Regions from separate parts of the Mus musculus genome. Here region 1 is linked to region 2. A link is a contact called in ENCODE Hi-C or POLR2A ChIA-PET data. All regions are on one chromosome and are shown on one strand. Each heading gives the region's core, a stretch centred on a gene start or an enhancer-like site at or near the end of the contact. The rest is flanking DNA. Distances are from core to core; before and after follow the strand shown.

Evidence for each region. A loop is a pair of places that touch in the nucleus more often than their neighbours do. ChIA-PET counts read pairs that join two places held with the same protein, here RNA polymerase II (POLR2A).
Region 1: a map of gastrocnemius shows a loop between it and region 2 (2.5-fold over the local background). The contact joins the enhancer-like site here to the promoter of Ccdc85c in region 2. A Hi-C loop is called at or near these places in 12 of 37 maps with a recorded cell type or tissue (CH12.LX, gastrocnemius, heart and 1 more). POLR2A ChIA-PET finds 5 or more read pairs at or near these places in 4 of 5 experiments (Patski and embryonic stem cell).

What each region holds. Positions count from the first base shown.
Region 1 is chr12:108,237,269-108,243,870 of GRCm38, forward strand. All of the region lies in intron 1 of Ccdc85c (coiled-coil domain containing 85C), which reads right to left. Among named protein-coding and RNA genes, the nearest start is that of Ccdc85c, 35 kb to the right of the region's middle. Within about 2 kb of position 4,624, at least 1 of the 3 ENCODE cell types and tissues checked has a DNase peak (open chromatin) inside an H3K27ac peak, as active enhancers do; it is gastrocnemius, where a contact is called at or near this core.
Region 2 is chr12:108,270,292-108,276,852 of GRCm38, forward strand. It overlaps Ccdc85c (coiled-coil domain containing 85C), which reads right to left and starts at 5,102. Exons shown (of 6, transcript NM_001159910.2): 1 at 4,047-5,102. The coding sequence starts at 4,842.

The DNA of each region.
Region 1 (6,602 bases), core at 3,374-5,873, 34 kb before region 2:
AGCTTGATCAAACAAACAAACAAAACAAGACAGATGGACAATGGTGACAAGATCATCTAGGACAGAACCACAGGGCAGGAAGTATGATCAACCCGCCACCTCAGGTGACTCCTCGATGCCAGGAGACAGATGAGGCTCTTCCCTCCCACCATGGCACGTGTGTGCTCTCAGGAGGCCTCCGGGGCCTCAGTGGAACTCAGTGTACTCAAAACAGCCCCTGTGTCCTGAAGAAAGGTCTCCAGGACAAGGAACTGAGCTGAGAATGTTGCCGGCTGCCAATCACAAACCCCACCAAGCATGCAATTTGGTCAATCAACAACCTCAAGGCAGCTCTGAGGGGACACCAAAGCCTAGGATTGAAACCTAACTCTAGAGGAGGGGCAGGCTTTCCTGAGAGACACAGGAAATCCAGACCAAGGGGAGAAGCCAGGCTCCCTCCAGGGAAACCTCCTGCCTATTACAATGCACTGGGAAGTCAGTCCCCAGGCCTGGGGCCAAAGCACTTACAGAGAGAGGGGACATGTCCAGCAATAGTTCTCCCCCAACCCCCACTGGGCCAGAGCCTGTCCCGCCAAGATAACACAGCCCTGAACCTGCCAAGGACAGCTCATCACATTGGCTGGCACTGAATTTAAATGCCCCACATCAGGCTGGGAGCAGCCCCTCCATGCTAGACCAGGTTAATCCTGGCCTAGCAGCCCTCATCACTGCTCCTTGCAAGGACTTCCTCCTACCCTGAGCCTGGAACCAAACCTTAACAGAAGCCCAAGGCAGAATATGGGCAGCATTTCCTATGACCATGGAGGAAGGGCAGCATTTACAAAGGTAAGGCCTACTGCTCTTTTCAATGGCCCAAAAGCCACAGGGGGCCAAGATCTCTACCCCACGTATAGAAGGACAGTGCCCACCTCAATCGAGACCCCTGATACAAGACGCTAGAGACAAGCAATTGGCAGGAAGCTCCTGTGTGACTCCCAGCAGACCCCACATCTTTGGTCCTCTTACACCTGTGGCTGAAGAGCCTCAGGAGGTGTGGATATAAAAAGACCCCAAGTTAGCTGGGCAGACCCACTCTCCAGGCCACAGGCTTTAGGGAGTCCAGCTGACACCCCACCCCTCCTTCCTGCAAAACTGGTCCTGTGTCATTAAGAGTAGGCGGCCCATGACAATTTAGTGCTGGGGCAGCAGACAGGACTTTGCCACCGCCCGACAATCTGCAGTAGCCACAGAGCACTCGGCCCACGACCCATCTGTCTTCACAGTCCGCTGGCTGGGCATCCCCTTCCTCTCCTTTGGGGATCAAGGTGTTGGGACAGTGACGCAGAACACCAGCAGCAGCTCCTCACGTGACAACTTCTGAACAGCTCCTCAGAAACACTCTCAACTTCCCAGTTTGCAGCCAAGACCCCAAGAGCCCACGGGTTCAGCTAGCCACCGTAATCAAGAGCACACGAGGGAAGCCCAACTCAGGTCCTGCCTTGTCAGCCTGCGGGTTGGAGCTCTGGGGTTCACTCACGCCCCTCCCCAAGACTAGGAAGTCTGACCCCATTATGTCTTTCTCAATCGGTCACTGTAAGACTCGGGACTATCTCACACTGCCCAGGAGCCAGCGGGCACTGTACTCGGTGGTTTGGGTCCTGGGGCTCCTCTGTTATGCTGAGCAGCACATGACTCCACAGTCAAGGAAGCTCACACAGAAGAGGCAGCTGGAGAAAGGGCACCAAAGCACACCCCACAGCCCTGTGGGCACCCCAGTCTCCCTGCTCTAGAACCCATAGGCTCCTGAGAACCCATCCTCTTCACGCCAGATGCACCCAGAGACTCCAGAGGATCGCAGTTCCATCCCAATCTGTGGCCCTCTCTCCCATCAGCCTGGGCCACCCCCACCCTACCCCACCCCACCCCCCAAAAAAAACACAAAAAGCAGCCCAGGCGAACCAGCCCCTTCTCCAGGATCCAAGGAGAGAGAAGAAGACAGATCTCACGCCTCCCTCCCAGAGCTAGGTACCCACCTGGATCTTCAGGACTATGTAGGCCAAGGCCATATTGCCACTTCCACCTCAGGCTACCCATAGGACTCCACAGGATGGGGCAGATGGAGGCTCACCTGGCTGGGTCAGCCTTGGGCCCTCCTCTCTCCTGGACCTTGAGTGTTTCTCTTCCACCCACAGGGGCAGACCTGAAGTCTAGTGCTTGGCAGACTAGGGGTGTGTATGGACTGACATGGGGGCAGTGTTCCAGACCCGTCCTGTGACCAACCCCAAGCCCTGAAGTCATTCAGGAGACAAGATTGCCCAAGGGCAACCTTCCCACGGCCATTGCTGTTGTGATGGCCAGAATTAAGTATGTCTGGATCTAAGAGCTGGAACAGTGCAAGCTTGGGCAAGTTACCCTGGCAACCAAATAACTTTGGCAGTACTCCATTTAGGCGGCTTAAAAATATGCAGACATGCAGGGCTGGCAGGGACAGCAAAGAGGGACTGCAAACCACAGAGACCAGAGACCTGCGCATGTCCTGTGGCAGGCGGGCCCAGGAGCCCACACTCCTCAGGAGCCTCTTTACTTGGCTTGATGGCCTCAGAGTCACGGACACGAGGGCAAAGAGTCTTGGTGCTCCAGCAGCCAGGAGAGGGGAGAGCCAGTCGGCATTAAAGCCCTACACCTGCTGTGCGCAAGACTGGGCAAGACACACAGCCCAGCCACTTGCTTGGCCACCCCCTCCAAGTCACAGAACGATGTGGCTTATTAAGAGATGCCTCAGGATGGGGGAGATGTTTGTCTGGTCACATGGGCATGGCTGGAGTACCCAGGCTGCAAACCTAACACTGTGACCCTCGGCTGGGGCAGGCATCGGCCACGAGGTGATGCAACGTTCCCTCAAACTGAAATACACCCCCCACCCCCACCCCCCGCCCACACCAGACCAGAATAAGAGTTTGTGTCAGGGCTGTCCCGGGGAGGAACAATATCCTAAAGATCCTAAATATCCTGGAAGTCAGCTGGGCCTCGGGGATGGAAGGAAGGTTTATGCAAAGCAAGCCCCTCTGCCTGGGAGACACGTGTCCTGGAGAATGTCCTACTGTAGGCAAGAAAACCCCTTATACACCTTACACACACATGTGCACACAAATGTACAAACTAGTACGTATGCACTAACTAGTACCCACACGTGCACAAGGCCGTGCTCCCACCAACACCCCTGTGCAAATACACACGCATCCACATGTGGACACACACACAGAGAGGAGCACATATGCATGTCCACACACGTGTGCGATGCAGATATGCATACTCACACACGTGTGTGCACACACAGGTATGTGTAACACTGCTTCGCCAGGGCCTTGACACTGAGGGAGAACAGTATCGAGCTGGGAAGCTGTCAGGGGGTTATTTATTTCAATTATTAAAACAGCAGCCACTTACTCGCGAGCCTTCTCTAATGCCACTTAATTACCTAGTACATAAAACTGCCCTTGAATCTTACCAGAGTAATAAATCAGGTCAGAACCAAGGGGTCTAGAAGAGTCCTAGGTGGGGGTTCTGGGGATGACGAGTCACCCCTCACCTCTACACTGGCCCCCCCACAAGCAACAGAGTACAGGCAAAGCCTCGACTGTGGCAGGGACAAATGGGGGGCTCTGCGCTGAGCGAGTGTCCTGGGGTACCAAGCAGCCCTCCACCCGCTCCTCTGTCCACTCCTTGGGCCTGGGCCCCTGCCCCTGCCCTGCTGAGACCCATCCTTTGTGTGGCCAACAATGGCCCCGCCAGATGGCGCGGCGTGCCGGGCAGCCCCTGCAAGCCAATCGCTCATGCTGTCGGCCCCTGCGGGGCTGTGGGCAGGAGGCCTGGGAACTGGCCCAAGCCACACGCATGCACGCACGCACACACGCACGCACACCCTACCCCTGCCTGCCCTGTGGCCTCTGACTCCCTCTGGCTCCCTCAGCTCAGGGGCACAGACAGCTTTAAGCACGGTTGGCCAAATGGAATACCAGGGGACAGGCACAGCCCCCAGGGGGAACAGGTGGAACTAAGGGGCAGCTACATCATCAGTGTGTCTGTGAGACTCCAGGAGGAGAGAGGGAGGGTGAGAGAGTGGGTAGGAAGACGCCAGGCACCGCACTTCCCACAATGCTGGCAGAAGGCTGAACTCACCAGCCGGCAGACATAAATCACCCAAGCCTGGGGGCCGCACTTATCTCTCTGTGCCAGCAACCCCAGCAGGCTCCTCCGTGGACAGGAGGGGGTGGGGGCTGTGAAGCCACACACTCCAAGCAGGTGGGCTAAGCTGATGCTGCCAAGGCCCATGCGGGGTGGACACCAGTCATCTGGTGGTGGCCTTTACATTTGCCTCCAAGCCCTGCTTCCCAGGTGCAGCCTATGTGGACAGCCATTCCAGAGGACAGATCTGTTTGTAAGATAAAGTCCCAGGCAGTGAGCTTGCTGGACTAAAGGACCCACGCCTGTGCAGTTCTAGAGATCACCAAGATGCCCTCGGCAGGCATCATTCCCATCAGCCTTGGAAGACAGCATCTGCCTCCCCGCTGGAGACTTTGTGATTTATATGAACAAGTCAGATACATAAGGCCTTCAGGGCCCCTGTGCTGCCTCTTTCTGGAGAAACGCCTAGGCCTGCATCCTCTCCTCCTTCCACAAGGTGGAAAGCCACAAGAGCCAGTGGGTCACACAAGAGCCAGGATCCGGCTATCCCCGGGGACAGACTCTAGAGCTGCCTCTCCCAGGTCTTGATCCTGCGCCTGGGCACACACTTGCACTTTTCTGCAGGCCTCTCCACTGCACAACCCTGAGTGTTGCCCCATGGGCTGCACAGCGCAGCAAGTCTTCACCTCTCCTCCAGCACTCTAACTCTGTCCCCTTGAAATCTATGTGTGCCCAGGGACCATGTGGCCTGCGCACATCTTTAGCACGGGGTCTTGGCTACAGTAGAAGAGGCAACTGAAGCAGAGCAAATATGCCAGGCTCCATCTTTGAACCCTGGGAACAAAGTTCCATCTATTAAGCCCCCTTGGTGCCCGTCCGAATTAATTTTCCTTACAGAATACAGATTGGTTTCAGCTTAGGAGGGACATACTGGACAGGACTGGGGGGAGATATTTAGGGCAGGAAGGGAAGGACCACCAAGTGAGGAGCAGGCACCTGCGTGCGGAATTTTCTAGACAGCGCAACGGCAGCTGCCGCTGGGAGCTACCAGCCACCTTGAAGGGAGCTGGGGAGACCGGCCCCCTCTCTGGGTGGCCGCTGGCCTCAGATCACGCAGTCAACCGGCTGCACACTCGGGGTTAGTCACAGTCACTGAGCACACTGTTCACAGCCGATATTGCCAGCTGGAAGTAAAGCTCTGATGTCTATGACGATGGCATCTAACCCCATCCTTGGGGGTCCCCGGAGCCTCGGATCCCAGGGTTATCCCAGGTTCCACCCCACTCCCTACCCCCGACCCCCGCGGTCCACCGGGCAACACCGGCTTCCCATGGGCCCCAGCCTTTCCTTCACCGTGACTCAGGGTCCATCTCTGAACAAGGCTGCCCAGGTCAAAGAGCTGTGCCACTGAGGGTGGGACGAGGGGACAGCAGGCATGGTGTCGGATGCCCAGGACTGTCCCCAGAACCCTGAGGGTTATACACCTGAGTGCTCACCCAGGGACAAACATGAGTTCCGGAGTAAATGGAGGACTGCAGATGGGGCTGGTGACGCGCACCAAGTGCATCGAGTCCCGGGGCAGCACACTGCTCCCTGGGGTGTGCCCACAGGACAGGCCCCAGGCCACTTACCCCGCTGCCAAATAACCCACTGCCTGGAATTTCTGTCACCGGAGGGGTCTATCCTGGGCTGCCAACACCCACGGAAAGGAACAAAACAGAAGCAAGAGCCAGCAAGGTGGTAGGACCCCAAACAGGCAGACAGGCACCCATGCACACTCAGGGTACCGGAAGGCACGGCTGCTTGGGCCTCTACCCAGAGGTACAGTGCTCTGCTGAAATGCAGCCCCCCCAATATCCCATGTGACAGATACAGTGCTAAAGGGGTTGCGCGTTCATCCAGGGCTCATCCTGAAAGCCACTTTAGAGGGAAACGGGTCTCTTAGTGCAACTACATAAATGTCCCTGCCAATACCTACTTAGCTTACCCTGTGCCGGGATATGTTCAAAGCATGCCACCTAGACCATCACGGTCCCATTTTATAGATGGAGAAGTCAAGACTCTGGACAGAATGGTCTCCAGGAGCATAAGACTTTTCTTAATCCAAGGATCTTTCAAGGCTCACCAGCCTCCTGCCTCCTCTCCCCACACCCACTGCTGGGAGACAGGCCTTCTTGTTCTCCTCGGTGTGGAGAGGGGACGAGTGTCCGGGTCTTTGCCCTTCACACAGATGCAGGCTCTGGGCTGAGACTTACCTCTTTCTTTTTAGCTACCTCCTTCTATTAAAGGTATCTGTGCAAACCTGGGCATCTGGACAGGCGCCTAGCCTGGCATGGCTTTGCTCCCCTCTGGGGGAGGGGGAAATGTGTCCCTTAACTCAGTGGGGGGAGGGTACTGTGTTCTTTCTCAGGGATACCAAGACCCTAGTCCCTTAACTC
Region 2 (6,561 bases), core at 3,852-6,351:
GGAAGGAAGATAAATGGAGAAACACACACACACACACACACACACACACACACACTCCAGAGAAGAGAGCTGAAGCTCCCTGGGAAAAACTGACTCTTCTACTCAAGCGCCCCTCCCCCCGGAGCTCACACCTAGGACTCTGTCCAGAGCCCCCCCCCCCCCCCCCAGAGCTCACACCTAGGACTCTGTCCAGACCCCAGCAGGCCCTGTGAGTACCAAAGCAATATCCAGCACCTCTCCAAGCCTCAGTTTGCCAAGAACACAGCAGCCCTCGCCAGCTCTTTGTGGTAAATGGGATATGCTGAGTGGGTCGCCGGCCTGTGGACTTCCGGGGCCCTGAGGACCTAGCACCCAAGTCCGTGGACAATGAATGTCACGGAACCCCTCCGCAGGAGTGAGGCTGGGAGGAAGGGGAGAGCTTGCACAAGCCGCCCGTTATCTCCTCTGACCTTTGTTCCAGGCTGGCAGCCAGAGGAAAGGCAGTCTTATTAGTGGAACCCTGAAGCCTCCTGGAAAAGACTTTCTCACTGACAGCTTGCTCCGTCTTTAAAAAAAAAAAAAAGGCTCAGACCACCCTCTACTTCACCCTTTCAAAATCAACAAAAACACCAACGGGAAATCCAACCCTGTTCATGTTGAGTGGCTCAAAATTCTAATCCCAGTGTGAGAAAGATAACTGACGTTCACTCACAGGCTTTTCTGGAACTTAAATTAGCCACAGGGGCCACAGGGCACGGAGGTTAGAGGAGAGAAGGACAGGGGATGGGCAGTGGGCTACGAGAATATGGCTGAACATTCTCTTTTCTGCTTCACATACGTGTGTGTGTGTGTGTGTGTGTGTTACTCTCAAGAGAGTCCCATACTGTGTTGAGCAAATGTTCTACCCCTAAGCTATACCCCCAGAGGGAATTTTTTTTTGTCTGAAAAATCACCTCATTTGGGGAAAGAAAAAGGGGCTGAACCTCTGACAATGCAAATTGGCTCCGCCTGTAAAACTGGATTATAGTGACAGCAAGGATACCCTAACCGTGACTTGAGCCAGCCAGGACCCAGCCTCTCAAAAGTAGCCCCGTGCCCATTCAGTGCCTGCCCAATGCCAAGACCTATTTGTATATGCAATAACAGGCCGGCAAAGACCACCTCAGCCAGGACTGCCTTGAATACAGATGGACACCTACACCACTGCCACTTGAGGCCTTCTAGAACACCTTACAGGGCTGTGGGCACAGGGCTGTGGGCACAGCAGCACAGAGCCTCCAGAGAGCTGCAGGACCTTGGTTCCCTGGCTCAGCACATATGGAGGGAGCTCAGACCCACAAGACAAGCATGGTTTGGAAGAGAAGCCAGAATGTGCTGGCAAGCCTCCCACGGTGGACTCCTCCAACGACCGCTGGGACCACTGTGGGCAGGTGTCAATCGCACTGACCTCCTGGAGTACAGGGTTCCGTGGGCTCCCCTTGACCTTCCACAAGAAGGACTGGGAGGCAAAATTAACCATGTTGCCCAAGATACATGAGGGAGTCAAGATGCCCAGACCCTGTGGATAACTGGGTTATCAATGAGCCACTCTGTGCTCACCGATAAGGAAGGAACACTTCCAGAGCGGGAGGGGATAAGGCCCATCCGAGAGGAATCAACAACAGGGAGGCAGCCACGTTTCCTGAACCAACCGGAAAACAAAAATGGCAACTGCCAGAGCCTCAAGCCATCCTTGGCAGAAACCCCCAATAGCCCTGGTGGAGACCCCAACGAGACAAGGCTGGGGTCCTCTCTGTGCCTCCCCATGCATGTATGTAAAGGGCGCATTCGGGCCAGGTGCTAAGGCACAAGTCCAGTGTCCGACTCCACTCTGGGCACCACCTAGACTCTCTCAGCTCAGCCCCCTGCTCTTCAAAGGCAAGGAAGGCTTTGGATCCCAGTATAGGGAAGCCCAGTTTCCCTTGTTTCCTGGAAATATTCTGTGCGCGATCAAGGGAGGATACCTTGCCGCCACCCACTGACTTCAAGAGACAAAACTAAAAAGAACAATCCAGTGTGTGGCTGAAGTCTGTAGTAGTGCCAATGCTGGGTTCTCAGTCTGTGCCAAGGCAGAGCTTGGCTACTACAAAATCTGCAGCAGTTTTTGGTGCAAGGACGCTCGGAGGGGGTGGGGTCTGTAGGAAACAGGACACTTCTGCCCCTACCCACCCCCAATAGGGGTGGAAAACCTCCAGTCCGGCCAGTTCCTTCTCTGCTGCATTATTCACTACTGCAACTGCAACTCTGGGCCAGACCCACACCTCCTAGCAAAAAAAAAAAAAAAAAAAAGACTGTCTGCAAAGAGGTGGAGACACTCAGCGAGACAGTGTCCTGAGGAGACTCACCCTGACCACTGTTACTGATGACATAGCTGAAAACCAGCAGCCCTGTGTTTCCCTAAGTGCAAAGATTCCCCTCCTTCATGATGCACTTGGGGAAATCAAGACCCTGAACACTGGCCCTCCCAGAGCCCCCCCCCTCAAGAAGGTGAAGCCAAAGAGATGCATGCCAGCTCTGTAAAGAGGGGTGTCCGTTCCCCCAAAGTAAACTGGAACTTGGCATCTAGAGCATGAGTGAATAGCCCCCCCCCCAAGAAGGTGAAGCCAAAGAGATGCATGCCAGCTCTGTAAAGAGGGGTGTCCGTTCCCCCAAAGTAAACTAGAACTTGGCATCTAGAGCATGAGTGAATAGCTGTCGGGGTAAGGCCCTGTGGATGCAATGTTACAAAAAGAAACCTGAGTTGCTGTGGTAGATTGCTAATCAGTAACAAAATATCCCTTTAGCCCCAGTCCTTTCCTGAACTCACAAGCTCTGGAGAGTAAATAAAGGGGAAACCTCTATCTGACCTGCATGAGAACTGCAGCTCCTGCCTCAAAATGCCTGCAGAGGGCTTGGCCAGGAAACCCAAGAAAAAGCTTGGTCCTCAGCTCCAGCAGTGAGTTTGGGGAAGAGAAGTTCTTCTAAGCCTTGACAGTATATGGATGGAGAAAGGCTTTAAGGAGAACAGAAAGGGCGAGTTACTCTTCGCTACCAGGGGAACAATTCAGGCAAAGGCAAGTGCCATCAACACTGAGAGCCAAGCTCCAAAAAACTGTGGGGGAAACGGAGTAGCACAGCAAATGGTAGTCAGGACAGGAGGGAAGCTGCAGGGCCCAGATCGCCACTGAAGGGACAGCCACAGTACCCTAGGTGGGGACACCCTCCTGTAGGGTCAATAGCAACAGGTTGAGGAAGACAGAGCCGGCTTCCAACCCACACTCTGGCCACAGATGACCCCAGCACTTCCTGTAAGACGATCAAGCTTACAGATCTCTTCAGGGGCATTATCTATCTCCACCTCACACCCCGGTGAGGCGGCCATCAGCCTCTCCAACTTACAAGCAAGGAAGAAAGGAAACTGAGGCACACGGAGAGGTCGGAATCCACTCCAAATATATCCTCTGGGGAAAACTGTAGAGACCGAACTGAGAAAGGTGTCCCAACCAGTACTGCGGGACTTATGGGAAGCCAGGAAGACTCTTATCTTAGCCCAGGGTACTCTGGCCCAGCTTCGTCAAGGTCTCAGCACGGGTGATTGTGTGCCAGCCCAGCCCAGCCCAGGAGGAGATTCAGCTGGGAAGGAAGCAGGGGAGAAAGCCAGCCACAGCACAGTGCAGTCGTGGGTGCTAAGTGAGTTTGAGGGACTCCAACCAGAAGGGAAAATTCACTTGCTTTAGCTTAGGGGCCTTTCATAGTCTTCCAAGAAAAACTCTCCTCTGCCCTCAAGTGTTTTCAGGGTAGGATGAGAGACACCCCTCGACAGCCCCAGAGTGCCAGCTGGTAACACAAAAAGCTGCGGAGGAGAAACTTTTTTCTGCGGCATCAGCTAGACAGGGACACCACCACGCCGAATGCTCCATTTGCTATGCCAGCTGCGGAAGGGTCTGAAGGTGCGACCCCACCCCCACCCCGCACCTGTGAGGTCTCCAGAAACTACTACTGCTTCACGACAGACACCCATGGGCTTCCGATCCCGGCGAGATGCTTACCGTGCAGGCCGTTAGGGATGCTTCGGTGGTGCGGCGGCGCTGACAGGTCATCCAGAGACCGGCGCGTGGCTCCGGCCTTGCCGTCCGGAACCTTGTGCGGCCCCGGGGGCAGCAGAGCCGCTGGGACGTGGTGGTGGTGGTCCGGGCTGCCGCCGCTGCCCGCACTGGACGTGCTGCTGCCGTCGCCAACGTCGCGGGCCCCCGAGCCCGCTGCGCTCCCCGCCAGGGGCCCGCTCAGGCTGGCCTGGCTGTCGATGGAGCTGCGGGAGCCCGCGCCGCCGCCGCCGCCGCCAGCGCCCCCCGCCGCCGCCAGCGCCGCGCGCTCCTCGTCCAGCAACAGCACCAGCTCTTTCAGCTCCAGGTTCTCGCGCAGCAGGGCCTCCTGGCGCGCCTCGAGCTCCCGTAGCTTCTGCTGCGAGCGGGCCACCTCGTGCCACACGGCGCCGGCCGCGTGGCGTCCGAAGCGCTGCCACTCGCGCGCCAGCTTGCGCCCTTTCTGCCGGTCGTCGTCCAGGAAACAGCAGAGCTCACGCAGCTCCTGATTGTCGTCCTGCAGCCGCTGGTTCACGTCCTTGAGGCCGCGGATCTCCAGCAGGTGCTGCTGCAGCCGCCGGTTCACGTCGCGCATCAGGCCGCCGTGCTCCAGCATGAGGCCCACCTTCTCGCCCTCGGCGCGCCGCAGCCGCCGCGCCAGCTCCTCCTTGCTCCAGCGCAGCAGTTCCTCGTCCGGGACCTGGCTCAGCTCCTCCGACGCCGCCGCTGCAGCCGCCGCCGCCACCGCCGGGGGCTTCGCCATGGCGGGGCCGTCACCGCGGCATCGCCCTCGCCCGCGCCGGGCCGGCGCTCCCCGCGCCGGGGCTTCTCTGGGCTCGGCCACGCGCGCGCGGGGGGCGGCTGGGGACGCGTGCGGCCCGCCCTTCGCCGCCTCGCGCTCCCTCCCGCGGCCCCCTCTGGGGTCACCCGAGAGCCCGCGCACGCCTCAGGACTGAGGAACCGGGACCGTGGCTGCGTCGGCGGCCGCGGTGCCCCGGCTCTCCGAGCTCGGGCGCAGCAGGCGGAGGCCCGCCCCCGGCCCCGCTCCCGGAGCCCCAGCTGCCCCGCCCACCCCGGGCGGAGAGGGGGCGGGGCGCCGCCGTTGGGCCACGCCTCCGAAAGGGAGGCGGTCAGAGGAGTGGCAGGCCCCCGAGGTCCCCCTACGCGGTGCGCCGGCCCGCCGGGCGCCCTGCCAGAGGCGCGCTCGAGCCACGGTCCCGCCCTCCCACAGGTCTGATTGGCCAGGTTCGGGGGTGTGCGGGAGGGGCGGGGCGCGCGCGGGGAGGCTGAAAAGATGGTATCTTCCAACCGCGGGGCCTTGCACCCTCCTCCCCCCCACACTCCCGGTTCAAGTTTCTTCGCCCGGAGGACGCGGCCTGGGCCAATCCCAGGACTACAAGGGGTTTTAAAATGCAGGTAGGGCTAGGGGGTGGCGGGGACCGGTGGGAAAGGTAGGGCAGGGCTTCCCTTAAAGGCGACGCGCGAATTTACGCGTCCCTTATCCGGCCAGCGTCCCTGACCCTCCCTTTCTCACCCTTAATAAACAGATGCCCACCCGGCGAGCACAGCTCTCTCCCTCCCTCCCTCCCTCTCGGGGGCACCAGAGTTCGGTACAGTCCGAGAGAGGAGGAACAATAGGACCCTGACATGGGGGGTCGGGCAGGGCTGGTCTTTGTCCCTTTCCGGGCCACCGACCAGAGCCACCTGGGTCCCTGCCTAATATTGCAGCGGGGCTGTCTTCCCACCCCTAGCCCAAGACCGTGGAGCCTTGCCAGCCTTATCTCAGGGCCAGATCTCTCTCCCTTCTTCCCCTGACGTGGTGGGAGCCGAGGACCTGCCCTTTTCCCAGAGCAGTTCTCCGAGCCCTTCCCTTCCGCGCACTACACCGCTAAATCCCTGGGATTGGAAGAACATGCAGTTCGCTAGGTGGAAACCCCTGAGAAAGGCGAGGGAAGGTCTTCCACCCTGGCCAGATAGCTGGGGTCCATAGGTACTCAGCGACCGCAGAACCTTCTTCCCTCGCCCCGCATCGCTGCGGAGCATACGGATCTTCCCACACCTATAAATCCCGTCCCCTAAGCGCATTTAACAGCGCTTCTGCAGCCAGCGGGCCGAGGGAAGGATGCGTTTCCCCTGGACCTACAAGGAGATAACCCACTCTGCGCGCGCACAAACCGGGGTAAGCTACCCGGGCCTGGAGCGCGTGCCCGCGCAGCAGCTGACATCCCCCTTTTACAGTTACTCAGCCGTTTACTAAACCACCTCATGTGCCCTCTTACACCTTCCCCATCCCGGGGGAATTCTACCGGGACAAGAGGCCACTGCTCTCTGAGGGCACTTGGCATTCTTGGGAGGAGGGAGAGAGTACAACGTGAGAAGAATCGGTGAGGCTGTCTGCAGCGCTATGCGGGGAATTCAATTGCCTTAGATCTGTGTTCTGGGAGGGACCTAGGAGCTAGGACCTAAACCTGAGTGACAAGGA